Linked DNA regions of Homo sapiens: region 1 is linked to region 2. A link is a loop called in an ENCODE intact Hi-C map of the cell type or tissue named here. Cell type or tissue: heart right ventricle. All regions are shown on one strand. Each heading gives the region's core, and the rest is flanking DNA. Links, peaks and the distances in the headings are about the cores only.

The links. Hi-C counts contacts between places; a loop is a spot of excess contacts. Peaks named below come from ENCODE experiments on the same cell type or tissue, not always from the same donor. Only the 100,000 strongest peaks of a DNase experiment are listed, where the experiment ranks them.
Region 1: it touches region 2 in a loop (2.6-fold over the local background); 25 of 110 quality-filtered maps call a loop at or near these places.

The regions. Positions count from the first base shown.
Region 1 is chr1:94,529,472-94,535,699 of GRCh38, forward strand. F3 (coagulation factor III, tissue factor) reads right to left here. Exons shown (of 6, transcript NM_001993.5): 4 at 3,619-3,797; 5 at 2,850-3,009; 6 at 1-1,125. The coding sequence ends at 989. Among named protein-coding and RNA genes, the nearest start is that of F3, 9.2 kb to the right of the region's middle. In heart right ventricle, for the core only: a CTCF peak has its summit at 2,755; no DNase peak of the experiment used is centred there; H3K27ac peaks cover 1,129 bases.
Region 2 is chr1:94,655,433-94,661,660 of GRCh38, forward strand. The region is part of intron 3 of SLC44A3-AS1 (SLC44A3 antisense RNA 1); the gene reads right to left. Among named protein-coding and RNA genes, the nearest start is that of MIR378G, 87 kb to the right of the region's middle. RefSeq lists enhancers at 3,875-4,393, 5,871-6,228. In heart right ventricle, for the core only: no CTCF peak of the experiment used is centred there; DNase peaks (open chromatin) are centred at 2,559 and 2,899; H3K27ac peaks cover 1,356 bases.

The DNA of each region.
Region 1 (6,228 bases), core at 491-5,490, 130 kb before region 2:
CTTAAATCATAAACTCTGTAGTTTGTATAGTAGTCTTATAAAAATATAGTTAGCTCTCAAATGTTTAATGCCACTTAAGTCAGTTAAAGTGCAGATTGTAAAGCATATTAGGAAGGTGCCCAGAATACCAATGTCTCCTGCACTTAACACATTAATACAAAGTTTGCCAATTGTTTTGAATTTCCAAATGTATTCCTGAAAAAAAAAAGAACCTAAACACTATATTATAGACATATGTTAGAAAAGTCCTAGAAATGCACCCAATTTCCTTCCATTTTACTTTCCTACATGGATTGAAGTCAGCCCCTCAAAAGCTTTTCGGCTGGGCATGGTGGTTCACGCCCATAATACTAGCACTTTGGGAGGCCAAGGTGGGTGGATCACCTGAGGTCAGGAATTCAAGACCAGCCTGGCCAAGATGGTGAAACCCCATCTCTACTAAAAAATACAAAAATTAGCTTGGCGTGGTAGTGCGCACCTGTAATCCCAGCTACTCGGGAGGCTGAGGCAGACAATTGCTTGAACCCGAGAGACGGAGGGTGCAGTGAGCCGAGATCGTGCTACTGCACTCCAGCCTGGGCAACAGAGCAAGACTCCGTCTCAAAAAAAAAAAAAAAAAAAAAAAAGCTTTTCAAAAGTCCACCCAGGATTTTTTAAGACATTTTCCCATTTGTTTTTGCTTGGACGACCTGGTTACTCCTTGAGTGCGGAATATATAATCTAAAGCATGTTATGTGCAAAAGGTGCCATGGTGTTAAAAATTAAAACTTGGAATTGGTTGTAGTACCATTCGTTACATTTCAAAGTGACTAATGCTGATGTCAAAACCAGAATGCTAATGGTAATAACAGGTCATATCAAGAGTTTTTTGAACTCCAGGGTCTTCATGCTCCGAAATACTCATTTGCGTTTCCATGTATTCTATCCTCTTAAAAGTTCTCGGTCACAGTGCAATATAGCATTTGCAGTAGCTCCAACAGTGCTTCCTTTATGAAACATTCAGTGGGGAGTTCTCCTTCCAGCTCTGCCCCACTCCTGCCTTTCTACACTTGTGTAGAGATATAGCCAGGATGATGACAAGGATGATGACCACAAATACCACAGCTCCAATGATGTAGAATATTTCTGAAAAATAAAGGGCATCTAGTCAACTTGGAGAGCTCAAATCCCATTTATCAGTGGACAAAATTGACGGCATAACCCCAAATTACACCATCCTATTTTTGTGCAATTTGACTTTCTTTCACTCTTTCCACCACACTTACATTAGGAAAGAATTTGTCAAAACCTGAACGTTTCAGAGTAATTGACAATGGCTAAACACATTTAATGGGCATTTAATAAACTGAATAATGCACAGTCCAGAAAAGATATGTAGTTGGAGGTAAGAACAATGGCTGGAAAGAAGTGCCTAAAAACGATGCTGAGATTGATGGCAATGATTATAACGGAAGGTGAACCCTAAGTGCAAAGTGGGAGATCCAAAGTGCTACCAGGATTTGGGTGAAGAAGAGATAGTAACTAGTTGGTGCAGTAGCAAGGCCTTCTGGTGGAAGTGGCGTTTGAAATGCCTCTCCAAGATAGAGAACGGCCAGGGAAGCAGAGAAGTGTGTGTGCACAAAAGGAGAGGCAGTGGAATTAGAGCTAGGCTTTAGGACAATGACTGAAGGCTGTGGGTAGGATGGCTCAGAGGGGTGCAGGACCAGAGGTAAAGAGAAACCTCTCCTGTCAGTGGCAATAAACAGGAGAGAACAGTTTATTTAAAGTGTTTTAAAATGTTCAAATATCATCTTCACATGGAGCTAAGCCATCATTTCTTTTTTCGTTGTTTCTTTTTTTTTTTTTTTTGAGATGGAATCTCGCTCTGTCACCCAGGCTGGAGTACAGTGGTCCAATCTCAGCTCACTTCAGCCTCCGCCTCCCAGGTTCAAGCAATTCTCCTGCCTCAACCTCCTGAGTAGCTGGGACTACAGACACGTGCAACCACACCCAGCTACTTTTTGTATTTTGAGTAGAGATGGGCTTTTACCATGTTGGCCAGGCTGGTCCCAAACTCCTGACCTCAAGTGATTTGCCTGTCTGGGCCTCCCAAAGTGCAGGGACTACAGGCGTGAGCCACCACACCCAGCGTAAGCCATCGTTTATATCCCCTGACTCTTTTCTTCACTGGAAGTACTCAGAATACTTTCCCTGTAAGGCATGGATCGAGACACACAGGCTTGCAGCTTCCTGCAAGAGTCTGAAGGCCCACAGCACTTCCGGTTAGGGACTGTTCCTCGCACAATGGGCCTGAGCTCCCAACATATGCACATGCATGTACACACACGTGTCCGCCATATACACACATGCATGCATGTGGGTATATTTGATATACTCAATCCCTTCCCTTGATGGGTTAGACTCTACAGCCTCTGTGGCAACAGCCCACAGTGGGTACTCACGAATGTCTACTGTGTCCTGCTGCAGCTGGTCCAGAAGCCACCCCCAGAATTAGAATTTAAGCATGAAAAAATGCCCAGGGAAATCTGTGACTTGTTGCTAAATCCTAAACACAGTTTGTGTATCCAGTGCTCAGCAGAGGGCTTAGCACATGACAGGTGCTCAAGAAAACACCTGCTAATACAAGGGCACAATCAACACAGAAACATTTCTAAATGTCCAAAATCTTTTTTGTACCAAAGCAAAATCAAAACCAAAACAAACAAATAACAACAAAAAACCTCCAGGCAGTTTGTTTTCCTGAATATTTAACCAAGGAAGTATATCCCAGCCCTGAGGGTGGAGCTACTCCTCCAGAAGTCACCCACAGCACCCATACCCCCAGGCAAATGGCTGGCAGAGCCACTCACCTCTGAATTCCCCTTTCTCCTGGCCCATACACTCTACCGGGCTGTCTGTACTCTTCCGGTTAACTGTTCGGGAGGGAATCACTGCTTGAACACTGAAACAGTAGTTTTCTCCTTTATCCACATCAATCAAAAACTCATTAGTGTTTGTTTTGGCTGTTTTCTGTAAAAAGATAGAGTTCTTAATTCATCTGGGCTCTGAGTCAATTCTTTCCCCTTTATTAAGTCACTGTGGAAGTAAAAACCTAGGTTCTAAGCAAAGCCTACAAGAACACAGCTGACACGTGAAGGATTAGAAGTGACTTCGCTAATCAGTTTCCCTTGATCACTGCTAAAAATGCCTTTTCCAAGACTGAGAAGATCCAATTTAGGCATATTGAACCCTATTGAGCCCCTTTAGAAGATATCTGCAGTAAAAGAAAAAGGAAGGGAGTATTATGCATTGAACCAAAAACAAATTTTGTGCCTGGGATCCTCAATAGAGGGAGAAATGTGAGCATGGCGGGACCTTTAGAGATGACCTGATCCAGCCGGTTGGCTGAGGAACCTGGGTCTCCGAGGGGGCCCTGCCCAGAGTCACAGGGTAGTGCAGAGTCACAGGTAGGACCAGGCCTGTTGTCCACCCCTCCCCACAGTGCGCGCTCCCCCTTCTACTCCATCACCTTCTCAACAACTCTGTTCTGCTATTTTTGAATTGGGGAAGAAATGGGTTGTAAAACCCAAGTATTCACAATTTAAAACAGGTCATAAAAACAAATTAAAAAATGCTCACCTTTCCTGAACTTGAAGATTTCCAATAATAAAGTGTATAAATTAAGTCCTTGCCAAAAACATCCCGGAGGCTTAGGAAAGTGTTGTTCCTTCTGACTAAAGTCCGTTCATCTTCTACGGTCACATTCACTTTTGTTCCCACCTGTTCAAAACTCTGAATTGTTGGCTGTCCGAGGTTTGCTGAAACAAAGGAAATGAGCTTGGTTGGAACCAAAGAATTCTGTACAAAGTCAAATCCTGTTTTGTTATCACAATTGACAACTTAATTATCTCTCATATAAAACATGTGCATAGAACCAGCTCCCTGAAAGAAGCAGGCGTGGCGGCCTGGAGCTGAATCCTAAGACATTCTGTGGTAGTGCTGGCCCAAGGGGAAGACAATGGAGCCTCAGATGTCATTTTAAGTTTTCTAGTAGTCACATTAGAAAAAGTAAAAAGGAACAGGTGAAATTAATTTTAATAATATATTTTATTTAACCAAAGACAGTTGACCCCTGAACAACATGGGTTTGAACTCTGTGGATCCACTTGTATGCAAATTTTTTTAAATAAAAGTTACACCAAGTGTGCCGCCTCCTACTTCCTCCATCTTTTCTCCTGCCGTGGCCCCTGCTCTTCCTCCTCCTCCTCCTCCTCAGCCTACTCAACATGAAGATGACGAGGATGAACACCTTTATGATGATCCACTTCCACTTTATCAATAGTAAATATATTTTCTCTTCCTTATAATTCTTTCTCTTCCTTCCTTCTTTCTTTTCTTTTCTTTTCTTTTTTTTCTTTCTTTCCCTTTCTTTTTTAGACAGAGTCTCGCTCTGTCACCCAGGCCGGAGTGCAGTGGCGCAATCTCAGTTCACTGCAACCTCCTCCACCTGGGTTGAAGTGATTCTCCTGCCTCAGCCTCCCAAGTAGCTGGGATTACAGGCACCCACAACCACGCCTGGCTAATTTTTGTATTTTTAGTAGAGATGGGGTTTCACCATGTTGGCCAGGCTGGTCTTGAACTCCTGACCTCAAGTGATCCACCCGCCTTAGCATCCCAAAGTTCTGAGATTACAGGCACGAGCCACCATGCCCAGCCTCTTTTCCTTATAATTTTCTTAATAACATTTTCTTTCCTCTAGCTTACTTTATTGTAAGAATACAGTATATAATACACGCAACATGAAAAATGTGTGTTAATTGACTGTTTATCTTATTGGTAAGGCTGCAGTCAACAGTCAACCGATAGGTAGGCTATTAGTAGTTAAGTTTTTGGGGAGTCAAGTTATACTCGGATTTTCAACTGCACAGGGAGTCGGTGCCTCTCAGCCATGCATTGCTTGAGTCAACTGCATATATCTGGAATATAATCATTTTAATGTGTAATCAATATAAAAAAGTTTTGAGATATTCTACACTTCTTAAATTCCAGTGTGTACTTTATACTTAGAGCATTAGCCATATTTCAAGTGGTCAACAGCCACATGTGGCTAGTGGCTACTATACTGAACAGGGTGGTAGCATAAACTACGATATTTTAGGTTCAAAAATATGTAGGGCTGTGAGAAAGCCCAGGAAATGTCCTTGGTACCTCGAGAAGCCGGATTTAACCACGGGGTCTCTGCAATGGCTCAATTATCTCATGTGCTTTGGTTAAATGACAGGAAAACAAACATCAATTCACAGGCCAAATATGTGTGTGCACATGCAAAACAAACACATAAAATATCTTCTATCTTGCACCAACAAAGGATTTGAAGTAGCTTACAAAAAAACTCAAGAACTATTAATATAAAAGAGAATCATGAGGATGCCATTAATTAGGGGGGAAATGAATGTCAACCATGCCACAGTCACCAGAGGGGCTGCTGACGCTGCTACATTCTTGCCTGGTGCCACAAAAGACACAAGCAGAAGCACCTGGGGGTCTGGAGGGTCTTGCAAATGGGGGCTCTGGGAAGGCAGCCACATTCACCTGGGGTCAGGCCCCCTATTTCAACCCTCAAAGTAGATACCAGAGGAGGATGGTTGGTTGGTTGTCCGTCCACCCCTTCTTTTCACCATTCCTACCTTGAGAAACTGTTCTCTCTCGCTGGGCCTAACACTCACACAACACCTTCATTCTAACCAGCTGGCCTTACAAGAGAAGCTAATTTCACTCTACTCAATGTGCTACATGCATTTATCTAAATTGCCTAGCTCAGAGCCACAGTTGCGGCAAAAGAATAAATCTCCTACTTGACAGGAATTCTCTTCATTCTTTTACTGGCTCCTAGGGCCAGCTTACAGGGGCAAAGGCTGAGGAGGAAAGTATTCCACCTTTCCAAAACCAGAACGAGGGTGACAGGCAGATGGCTGGGCAGGTGCTGGCACATCACGGAACTCAAATCATGGCCAACTGATTAGAAAAGGTCAGCATAATTAGGCTAATTATGGGCTCAGAGGGAAACCATGGACTTTCCTCATTGATTTATGACCGTTTGGGAAAAATCCTCAACTGGGATTTTTAGTGTGATAACGGGACAGAAAAATCAGGATACATGATATATATATAGGGAAAAGCTAAAACCCCGGCCTTGGTGGATTTCCTATCCCTACCCGCTTCCCTGGCCCGCCCTCTCCCAACACACAT
Region 2 (6,228 bases), core at 601-5,600:
CTTCAGAAGTTGCCAAGTTGCTAAGGGAGTGTGCAACTGGGGTGGGGATGGGGGGCTTGACTAGGACTGAGGGATGAGGAAAAGCCTCTCCTAGGAAGAAGACAAGAGGGCTGAGGCACACAGAAAGAGGGGTCAGTGGTACAAAATGAGGCCAGAATGGTCAGCAAGGCTCCATCTTGAGGGCCTTTATAGGGCTGGAATTTATCTTAGGAACAAGGAGACTCCATTGAAGGGTTCAGGTTGTGAATGATACATGTGTATGGATCAGGGAAGAAAAGAATGATATGTCTACCAAAAAATTCTGAATTGTGCTGAGAATTAACAACTGTCTTTTTAGCCTTTTGTCTCCCTAAAATAGTAAGTTTCCAGTAACTCACAGGTTGACAATTAAAGGGGTTGTAATAGATGTCCTTTTAAAAAAATAATTTTTTAATAGACAAGGTCTTGCCTGTTGCCCAGGCTGGAGTGCAGTGGCACAATCAAAGCTCTCTGCAGCCTCAAACTCCTGGGCTTAAGCAATCCTCCTGCCTCAGCCTCCTGAGTGGCCTGGACTAAAGGCATGAACCACCACACCCAGCTAATTTTATTTTTTGCAGAGACTTGTTCTCCCTGTGTTGCCCAGGCTGGTTTCAAACTACTAACCTCAAGCAATCCTCCTGTCTTAGCCTCCCAAAGTGCTGGGATTACAGGTGTGAGCCACCATGCCCGGTCCAATAAGTGTTCATGATAATGTGGATTTGTTCTTGACAATCAGGACTCAAGCCCAGGCAATCTTCTGCAAGTCAGAGTATTCACCCACCCCTGCATCAGTCTGAATCTGGAAAACTCTTCTGGCACAGCCACGTTTCAGTGAGTAGGCCCACCCTGCCCCATTCAGAGGGGTGGATTGGAAGAGGCACTTAGGGCCAGTCTGGAGGAAAGAGACAAGGCAAAGAGTAGGATGGTGCCGGGACCTCAAGGACCGATTCCTTTTATCAGCGTTGTCCACATGGGTTGCTCTTCTGGGCCCTAGGAAAGCATTAGAGACCCCCAGACATGATTCTCAGAGTCTGCCCTGACATGTCACCCCAGAAGATCGAGGTCTTTGGTCCTTGAGCCCTTTACTTTGAACACGAGAAGTGTTTGCTCGTGGGATCTACACAAGTCTTTTTTTTTTTTTGGAGATGGAGTCTCGCTCTGTCACCTAGGCTGGAGTGCAATGGCACAATCTCAGCTCACTGCAAACTCCGCCTCCCCGTTCAAGCGATTGTCCTGCTTCAGCCTCCCAAGTAGCTGGGATTACCGATGCCCGCCACCAGGCCCGGCTAATTTTTGTATTTTTAGTAGAGATGGGGCTTCACCAGGCTGACCAGGCTGGTCTTGAACTCCTGACCTCAGGTGATCCACCCCCTCTGGCCTCCCAAAGTGCTGGGATTACAGGCATGAGCCACCATGCCCAACCTCAAGTCTTTTCTGATCCTAACATTCTGGGACCTAATCACTTCAAAGGAGACATGCCATTTCCAGCTGAGGCCCCAAGAGGAATGTTTTATGGTGGACAACTCTGAGGGCTGGCATGGGGCCTGGAGAGGGAATGGAAAGGAAGAAGGGAGCTGATGGGAGGTCCACAAGGACTTTTGTTGAATGGTGGGGAGGGGGCAAGGCAGAAAGCAACTTATGGCATGATTCTACCCAGAGACAGCCCAGCCTTTGAAAACTTGCCTCGCCCAGAGTGAGAAAGATTTAAACAACACACACACACCCACACACACACCCACATACGCCCCCCCATCATACATATATTCCATGCATTTCTTAATTAAGGGAATGCTAACATTTCTTTAAAGTACAGTTCTTAAAATGATATTTGGAGACCACATTCTTTAACTTGTGAGAATATACCTCCAACCTCTTAATAAAATTGTGATTAAAAAAAACTTTCTCTAATTGTGGCTAAATTTGATGTCATTGATTAAAATGTATGCCAATTTGCAACATTAATAACCTTGTTGCTATGCCTGTTCTACCAAAACCCTTTTCCTAGTATTTCTTACATCACCACACATCTGAAAAAGTTTCTTTCATGCGCGTCCGTGTGAAGAGACCACCAAACAGGCTTTGTGTGAGCAACATGGCTGTTTATTTCACCTGGGTGCAGGCGGGCTGAGTCCGAAAAGAGAGTCAGCGAAGGGAGATAGGGGTGGGGCCGTTTTATAGGATTTGGGAAGGTAATGGAAAATTACAGTCAAAGGGGGTTGTTCTCTGGTGGGCAGGGGCGGGGGTCACAAGGTGCTCAGTGGGGGAGCTTCTGAGCCAGGAGAAGGAAATTCACAGGGTTAATCACTCAGTGAAGGTGGGGCAGGAACAAATCACAATGGTGGAATGTCATCAGTTAAGGTGGGGCAGGGCCTTTTCACTTCTTTTGTGATTCTTCAGTTACTTCAGGCCATCTGGGCATATACGTGCAAGTCACAGGGGATGCGATGGCTTGGCTTGTGCTCAGAGGCCTGACAGTTTCCACTGGGCTTCTCCCCTCCAAAGAGTTCCTGGGATGGCCTTGGGATCCACGTGGTGGGAATCAGCCCACAGGTGGGGGAGGGGAAGGTGCTCTTCACCTGTGTTGCATCAGCAGCGTGAGCTGCTGCTATCAAGTGTTGAAAAGAATGTGAGACAAAAAGAGATAATATTTGAAATGGAAAGAAAATAGTATTACTAAGCCAAGTGATCAAATATTGCCAATTTTGCTTGCCAGCTATCATGAACTGATAACAAATTAGCAAAAGGCCAAACTTACATGCACGAAGTTGTCCTAAGCAGTGGCCAGATCCAGACATAACACATATCTCTAGATATCATTCATGGCTTACAAGCTTTGTAGTCTTTGCCCTGTGATGAGGCTATCCTCCCAGCGGGGTAGGAGGAAATGATTCCTTGTGCTCTAGCTGGTTGTAGTGGCTTATACTCTGGCCAGGAGGTCAGAAAACTGTCACAGAACCAACTCTACTCATTATTTGCTGTGTGCTTTGGCCAAGTCTCCTAACTCATTGGAGTCTGTATTTCTTTATCTCTGAAATGACAGCAACACTCAACACACGTTGACTGAGGACAGACTGTATGCTAGTCTGAACTATGTGTGAGTGAACACATAGTCATCACTTCCATGAGAGTGGAATAGTCGATATAAAACTCAGTACCACATGTGAGTGACTCCAAATATTACAGCATCCTCATTTGCTAAATGAACTCTTAAGAAAAGGTTTTTACTTTTATATTTGTTGATATTAAAATATATCAGGATGTTAATTAAATAGACAAATGTCTGTGCATAATAATGTGTTATTTTAATTACTTATAGGTAAAATCACATGCTATTCATTAATTTGTAAATCTTGATTAAAATGTTGAGTTTTCATTATATATTTAAAAATCACAGCCAGGCACAGTGGCTCACGCCTGTAATCCCAGAACTTTGGGAGGCCAAAGAGGGCAGGTCACCTGAGGTCAGGAGGTCAAGACCAGCCTGGCCAACATGGTGAAACCCCGTCTCTACTAAAAATATTTTTTTAAAAATTAGCCAGACATGGTGGTGGGGACCTGTAATCCCAGCTACTCAGGAGGCTGAGGCAGAAGAATTGCTTGAACCCAGGAGATGGAGGTTGCAGTGAGTTGACACGGTGCCACTGCACTCCAGTCTGGGTGAGATAGTGAGACTCCGTCCCAAAAAAAAAAAAAAAAAAAAAAAAAAAAATCACATCATGTTTATAATGCAGAAATACTGCCTTTACCCACTCACAATGCAATACTTTTAATCAAATTCTTCCAGTGCACTTTTGATATCAGTGTTTTGACATTCCCTATGGCCAGTCTTCAAGCCCATTTTTCAGAGCACAGCATCTTCATATTCATCTGGATTGCTTGAGATTCAGCACTTCTTGAATCTAAATATGATGTTGTCATTGAAAATTATACCTCATGCCATGATAGTTTTTTCCCTATTTGTGATCTCATAAGATAACTGTCACGCCTCTGAGCCCAAGCTAAGTCATCATATCCCCAATGACCTGCATGTATACATCCAGATGGCCTGAAGCAACTGAAGATCCACAAAAGAAGTGAAAATAGCCTTAACTGATGACATTCCACCATTGTGATTTGTTTCTGCCCCACCCTAACTGATCAATGTACTTTGTAATCTCCCCCACCCTTAAGAAGGTTCTTTGCAATTCTCCCCACCCTTAAGAAGGTTCTTTGCAATTCTCCCCACCCTTAAGAAGGTTCTTTGTAATTCTCCCCACCCTTGAGAATGTACTTTGTGAGATCCACGCCCTGACCCCAAAACATTGCTCCTAACTCCACCGCCTATCCCAAAACCTATAAGAACCGATGATAATCCCACCACCCTTTGCTGACTCTCTTTTCGGACTCAGCCTGCCTGCACCCAGGTGAAATAAACAGCATTTTTGCTCACACAAAGCCTGTTTCTATGCAGCCACAAAAATTGATGAGTTCATGTCCTTTGTAGGGACATGGATGAAGCTGGAAACCATCATTCTCAGCAAACTATCTCAAGGACAAAAACCCAAACACCGCTTGTTCTCGCTCATAGGTGGGAATTGAACAATAAGAACACATGGACACAGGAAGGGGAACATCACACACCGGGGACTGTTGTGGGGTGGGGGGAGGGGGGAGGGATAGCATTAGGAGATGTACCTAATGCTAAATGACGAGTTAATGGGTGCAGCACACTAACATGGCACATGTATACATATGTAACAAACCTGCATGTTGTGCACATGTACCCTAAAACTTAAAGTATAATAATAATAAAATAAAATTAAAAAAGAAAAGCCTGTTTGGTGGTCTCTTCACATGGACACGTGAGACAATAACCACATATCCTTCAAGTATGGTATATTAATAATGTTGACTTTCAACATGATCTTTATATGGTTTGTTTACTGTGACCTCCAACACTCAACAATTGAGAGGTCAGAGCCTCAGGAATAATTGCCAAACGTGTCAGATTTCTTTGCCACTTTTTTTCCTGTATTACCAGTAGTCTTCCATAAGATCCCACATTAGCATTACTTTAGATGGCTTAAGACTAACATATGTTCATCAAAAACAAGGTTGGTGTCTGAAATAAAGTGATTGAATGCTTTGTGTTCTGTAAAGACTCTACTATAAGATGACTCCAACAGATAATTTTGAGGAGAAAAGGCATAATTATATGTGATAATTATAATAAAGGCTAGAGGGCATTAATAGCTCCAGATGAAAAGTGTTCAGAGATAAGAGAGAGTATAGACTAGCTATATGTTTAATCATTGAGTTGTTCATTTTTCTTAACCTCTTTACCTAGAAAATAAGGCCAATCAACAATACCTCAGAATGTTGCTAGGAGGAGTAAATGAGGTTATAAATTCTAGCATAGTGCCTGGCTTGAAGGTGTACTTAGGGTGAGGGCCATCATTCCCTGAGTTCTTCCAGCTCTGCTCCCACTTGTGACTTTATGGGATGTTAAAGGAAAAGGAACAGGGGCAGGACAAGACAGGAACAAAGTATCTTTGCCCATTGTTCAGCTGAGACAGATTAGAGTTTTTCCAAAGGTGCTTTCCCAAGAACCAAAGGAAAACTAAGACCTAAAGACACAAAGACTGTAGTTACAGAGCCCCTCCCCAGATCTCAGTGTCATTGTTCCTTTCTGCATCCTTCAGTCCTGTGGCATTTTCCTCTGCTAGTCTCACTTGTACATGCAGCCACTATGGAATGCTGGGGCCATGTGAGAGGAGGGGATTTGCATAACAGTAGAAAACCACTGGGATTTGGAGTAGGGTGAACTGACTTTAAGTCAGCCTCTACCTTTCACTGGCTTTAAGATTTTGCAAATGTCCATTTGCCTCTCCAAGTCCCAGTTTCTTTATCCTTATGTAAACAAAAAAGTGAGACAGATCTCAATCAATTTATTTTGTCAAGGTTAAGGACATTTGCAGAAGAAATAAAGACAGAGTCACAGAAAGAGGAGAAAGGCCTGTGCCTTTCTCCAAAGATGATTTTGAGGGCTTCAATATTTAAAGGGGAAAAGTGGGCTGGAGGGGAAAGAGGGAGGGTATGGTAATCCAAGGGAGGGTATGGTAATTCAAGAGAAAAGGAACAGATAGGGGAATAGTCAATTATGTATTTGTTTTGTGCTCAGTAAATTGGCACTTTGCATAAGACAAGGCTAACATAGAATAACTCTGTGGA